Regions from separate parts of the Homo sapiens genome. Here region 2 is linked to region 1. A link is an interaction called in ENCODE POLR2A ChIA-PET data of the cell type or tissue named here. Cell type or tissue: IMR-90. All regions are shown on one strand. Each heading gives the region's core, and the rest is flanking DNA. Links, peaks and the distances in the headings are about the cores only. Region 1 has its middle 15 kb from the start of IREB2. Region 2 holds the start of HYKK (hydroxylysine kinase).

The links. Peaks named below come from ENCODE experiments on the same cell type or tissue, not always from the same donor. Only the 100,000 strongest peaks of a DNase experiment are listed, where the experiment ranks them.
Region 2: POLR2A ChIA-PET joins it to region 1 with 8 read pairs; 12 of 35 experiments call an interaction of 5 or more read pairs at or near these places.

The regions. Positions count from the first base shown.
Region 1 is chr15:78,421,612-78,424,523 of GRCh38, reverse strand. No RefSeq gene overlaps it. Among named protein-coding and RNA genes, the nearest start is that of IREB2, 15 kb to the left of the region's middle. In IMR-90, for the core only: a CTCF peak has its summit at 1,480 (motif pointing right); no DNase peak of the experiment used is centred there; H3K27me3 peaks cover 380 bases.
Region 2 is chr15:78,506,079-78,508,990 of GRCh38, reverse strand. HYKK (hydroxylysine kinase) reads right to left here and starts at 1,414. Exons shown (of 5, transcript NM_001013619.4): 1 at 1,320-1,414. In IMR-90, for the core only: no CTCF peak of the experiment used is centred there; a DNase peak (open chromatin) is centred at 1,590; H3K4me3 peaks cover 1,389 bases.

The DNA of each region.
Region 1 (2,912 bases), core at 284-2,783:
GTCTTCACATCTATCTCTGACTCTCTACCTCCTTCTTTCATTGATAATGAATCTCGTTATTACATTGGGGACATTGGATACTGAAGGATAATCTCCCAATCTCAAAGTCAGCTGATTAGCAAACATAATTCCATCCTAAGCCTTCATTTCCCCCTTTGCCATGTAACATCACCTATTCACAGGTTCCAGGGACTAGGGCATGGACATCTTTGGAGAGGTGGGGGAATTATTCTGCCTACCATAGTGGTCTATTCGGGTATGGACATGTATCTAGCACTCAGTGAATCATTCCCATAGACTTTTAAGCACAGATGAAGAACATTTAACCCCACTTGGAGGGAATTAAAAAAGGTTTCTAAGAAACATTAAGAGAAAATGATTTTTTTTTGAGCTGTGTCCATTTAAAAACAGTGTCCAAGGCAGGCGCAGTGGCTCATTCCTGTAATTCCAACACTCTGGGAAGCCAAGGAGGGCAGATCGCTTGAGCACAGGAATTCGAGACCAGCCTGGTCAACATGGGGAAACCCCATGCTGAAACTCTACAAAAAATAGAAATATTAGCCTGGTGTGGTGGTGCACACCTATGGTCCTAGCTAGTTGGGAGGCTGAGATGGGGGAATCACCTGTGCCCAGGGAGGTCTGGGCTGCAGTGAGCCATGATCATACCACTGCATTCCAGCCTGGGTGACAGAATGAGACCCTGTCTTAAATAAATAAATAATAGAATAAAATAAAAGCAGTCTGCCATTTATTGAATACCTCAGACAGTGTATTCAACAGTTTAGGCTGTTTGCATAAACTATTTGTAATCCTCATAATAACCTTGAAGATAAATATTATTAGCCCTGTTGTACAGAGAAGAAAACTGAGACGTGGAAAAATATAATCCCTCATTAGCACTCACTCATTAGTTGGTGGAACTAGGAAAAGTCGTTTTTGATAAGAGCAAAAGAAGAAAAAATGTCTAACGTTTAGGGCCCCTGCTAAGGGGAAGATGGGCCCAGGAGGGGCCTTGCACTGTGGTTTCCCAGATGGCCAGAGGACAGTGTCTAGGTGCTGGGAGGGATGTTTGGGGAGAGAGAGAAAAAAGGGTACAGGAATATAAAGGGAATTTGGGATGATGTGGAAGCCATGTCCCACTTAATTTACAGATTTCATAAACACTTTAAAATGTCACATGGCCAAGCGTGGTGGTTCACACCTGTAATAAATGTGAATAAAATAATAAAATTAAATGTCAGCACAAGAAGGGAAGATAAGAAACCATCTAGTTTAATAGCTTTATATATGAGCATGGGACTTGCTTAAATTCCCACAGTGAGTTATCCAGTGAAATAATGGCAGAGCAAGAATGGGAAACCAGATTGTGGGCCCCAGTCCCATATGTCTTCCACGCTCTTCTGCAGGCTGAACCAAATGGTTTGTGCCCAGAAAATAGGTGAAGTTCAGAAGTTACAGCTTGAGCTGCTGTTAGGCCTAGTGGCCTCCAGGGGGCAGCAGTAGGCATTGTCCCTTCCAGTGATGTAAAGAGAGACAATAAGCAGCGTCTGACCTTGACATCCGTAGTTAATAAAACACTGAGGGAACAATAAGGGATTGAAGTTCACACTGTATCCTGTAGCATGGCAATAAAAACGGATTTTTTTTTTAACATTTAAAACACCCAAATGGCCCTTTCAATCAAAGCCAAAGGGTCTTGCTCTGTCGCCCAGGCTGGAGTGCAGTGGTGCGATAGCTTAGTGCAGTCTCGACTTCCCATGCTCAAGCGATCCTCCCACGTCAGCCTCCCAAGTAGCAAGGACTACACGCCAGGTGTACGCCACCATGCCTGGCTAATTTTGTTGCCCAGGCTTGTCTCAAATCCTGGGCTCAAGCAAACCTCCCACCTCAGCCTCACAGAGTGCTGGGATTTCAGGGGCAAGCCACCATACCCAGCCTCAAAGCAGTTATTCTACTAGACTAGATGTCTATTCCAAATGAAGCTGTCCCTACTCAAAACATTGCAATCACTCTTCTTTTAGAGTGGCCTTCAGAGCTGAGACTGGACCAGAAGGGTCAGGCTTGAGGGTGAGCATCTGCTTTGGAGGCCATTCATCTAAAGCCTGTAAGACTAAAATCTGACTTTTTCAGGTGCCCTGGGCCTGTCTCCTACAAACTTCCACTCCTCCCCCACTGATAAAGAAATATTATCCTGGACTGGGCATGGTAGCTCACACTTGTAATTCCAGCACTTAGGAGGCTGAGGCAGGAGGATCGCTTGAGGCCGGGAGTTGGAGATCAGCCTGGTCAACAGAGTGAGATCCCGTCTCTACAAAAAATAAAGAAATTAGCCAGGTGTGGTTGTACATACCTGTAGTCCTTTCCTTGCTATTTGGGAGGCTGAGGTGGGAGGATCACTTGAGCCCGGGAGTTGAAGGCTGTAATGTGTTATGACTGTACCACTGCACTTCAGCCTGGGTGACAGAGCAAGACCCTATCTCTAAAAAGCACACACACACACACACACACACACATATATACACACACACACACACACACACACACACACACACAATCCATCCTGGTTCAGGCCACTATCATCTCTGCTCTGGATGATGACAGCAGCCTCCTAACTAGTCTCAGCACAACAGCCAGAGGATGCTGTTAAAGTGGAAGCCAGCTCATGTCATTCTTTGCTCAGAACTCCACACTGGCTCCCATCTTAGTCAGTGTAAAATTCAAAGTCCTCACGATGGCCTCCAGGGTCCTGATCTGACTCCTCCTCTTTGGCCTCATCTCCTACATCCTTTGCTCACTCTGCATTAGTCTCATTCCTTGCTCTTTGCTGTTCCTTTAACACCAAGCACAATCTCTTCTTTAGGCCTCTGCATTTTCAGGTGCCTTCTCCTAGATAGCCACATAGATTGCTCCTT
Region 2 (2,912 bases), core at 277-2,776, 84 kb before region 1:
CTGCAGCTTCCAACTCCTGGGCTCAAGGGATCCTCCCACCTGAGCTTCCCAAATAGCTGGGACTGCAGGCAGGTGCCACCATGCCTGGCCTTTTTTTTTTTTTTTTTTTTGGAGAGAGAGGGTCCCACTATGTTGCCCAGGCTGGTCTCGAACTTCTGGGCTCAAGCAATCCTCCTACCTTGGTCTCCCAAAGTGCTGGGATTACAGGTGCAAGCCATCATGGCTGTCTTTTTGATTTTATTATTTTTATTTTTTTAGAGACAGTGTCTCGCTATGTTGCCCACTCACACATTTTTAAAAATTATTAACTTTTTTTCCTACTTCATTGAAAGGGAGAGGAGGAATTCAGGTACTATAGGCTGTTGGTCTATATATCCGGCCAACAGTATTTAGCTCCTGAAAAAGCCCGCAGGAAGCAAGTGTGATTTCCAACTCCAAGATCTGCGTCAGAATCTCACCACCTTTGTCCTGCAGCCGGGAGGGGGCTGGAACTTAAGCTCTGTACTTTGTGCAAAGTATACCAGACAAGAAACAGGAGTCATTCTTGATTCTTTCCTGTCCCTCACTCCCAACGTGTAACAAAGTCTAGTAAATTCTACCTTAGCATGTCTTCCAACTCTACCTTTCTTCTCCTACATTCCCTTTTGCTGCGTCCTTCCAAGGGATTATACCCAGTCAATCTCTGTATTCTCAGCCCCTAGGCTAGTCCCTTATTTAATATTAAATGGTGAACCAAGGGTGACCTTCATTCCACAGACTCACGGGGCAGTTCAACCCCAAGGGGATCATGAAACAGAAAGGTGGGGAATCTAGCATCTGCAGTTTTTCAAAGACAACAGTGCATTACTAGGTGCTTTTAAGGGTCTTCCTGGTGGGTGAAGGGGAAAAAGTGGTGGGTGAGCGGGCTGCAGAGGGGCTGCTGAACCAAGAGGCAGGAAAAGAGAGGAGGAGGGCGCATGAGTAAGTGAGGTTCAGCGGAGCTCAGAGACTGCTCCCAGTAGACACCGGCCAGGCGCCGGCACAGCCCTCGGCCAGCGACCCCACACAGACCCGGGAGGGCTGGCCTCGACAGCTTCTCGGGTGCCACGCTTTCATTCTGGGGGCCCAGCTCAGCCCTCCTAGGTTACAGGTGAGGTCCGGGAAGAAGGGTGACTTGCCCATCACGCACGCAGCGAGCTGAGGATAGCGCGGGCTGGAGGAGCCTGAGGCATAGGACTCCCGGCTCCACACTTGCAGCGAGCCTCCCTGCCCTCGGGGGCGACCCCGACTCCCGCAGCGGGGACGCAGGGCTCGTCTCTGCTTCCCCCTCCTTGGCTCACCGGCAGCGACCCGACGTCCTGGGGTGGATCCCGCTTTCCCGCAGACAGGTAGTGCGGCCTCGGCCGCGCACCGGCGCTAGGAGGTAGAGCAGGGGCCGCAGCGCCCGCGCCCCTCCTCCAAGCCCCGCGAGTCCTGACTTCTGATTGGCTCCTCCCGGTCCCTCGCCGCCCAGTCAGCGCAGACTACTGGATTTTTTTCCCGGCCCCGCCTAGGAGGCTGCGAACAGAAATTCAGAGATTCGGCTTCTGTTGACTTTCTGCAACTCCGCCCAGCCTTCTCACAGTGAGTATCCCAGTCAGAATCCGGCTACCTTTTCATGAACCGGACTCCTTATTCCTGATTGGCTCTCCGGGTTGCCGCCCCACCCCGAGTGGGCAGGCTTTCGGCTCTTGAGTGGCACCTCCGAGTTTCGCAGGGTCCACGTTGTCGTGGCGGTAACACTGACAGCTCCTCACCCGCATCCACGTTTTTGTTTCCTAGCCTTCATTCCTTCTGTTGGAGGCACGTATCCTGGAAGTGATACGCTTAGAAAGCGTGGCCCCAGAGAGACTCGCAATCCCAGCCCCAGGAACTGTAAGGGTCCTGATTGGAAGGCCTGAGTAAGGCCTGGCTGCGTTCCGCAGGAGGATGCTGGAATGTTAGAACCCGAACAGTTTAGGCAGGGCGCAGATGGCTCACGCCTGTAATCCCAGAAATTTGGGAGACCGAGGCGGGAGGATCACCTGAGGTCAGGAGTTCGAGACCAGCCTGGCCAACATGGTGAAACCCCTCTCTACTAAAAATACAAAAATTAGACTCAGGGGGTATGTCTGCAGCTGCAGAAAGATGTATGGGAACAGACACACAACTCTCCCTCCGAGATAAGCACAACAAAGAGACACAGAAGCAGTCCAAGCCTCTGATAAACTCTCCCACTCCGAATCCTTAAAAACTTACTTAGTCTGTAAGAGAGTGTGCCTCTGACCTAACTTGGCCAGACGCCCCTCTCAGGTTTTCTCTAAAATAAACCTCTTATGACCACCAAGCCACTTTTCGTGTTTCTTTCCTCTTTCTTTAATTCTTACACCGAGTAGTTGGGATTACAGGGGCCCACCACCACGCCTTTATCTAGGTAGTGGAATCAGTGGGCTCTCTTTCTGCAGGAAAGTCCGCAGAGACCCCATGATTTTCAGAAAGCTGCACGAGATTCATGGAGTAACAGCCAGGTTAGTTGGATGGTCTTAACTGTTAAGGGCATGAGGCGCTGATAAACAGCTTGATGCCCTTCTCCAGCCAAGCAGGACTTCTCCGATAAGTCAGAGCCCTCTATCTACTGTAGGCTACTGGAAGAGAGTCCTGGGTACTGGTCCACTCATGCCTGCAAATTGGTTTCTTATTTTGTTTTTGCCAATGCACATCCACCCTTTGTTTTCTGTCAGGATATAACACACTCGGATTATCTATAGTCACCCTGATTAACTTGGATGATTCCCAGACCCCTATCAACCACCTACTGAGGGAAGCTTCTTCTCCTGCTTTAGATATGGTTCTTACCTGCTTCACTTCTAATCTCCAAAAGGCAGGGCTGTTTTTCACAACCCCAGGGGAACATA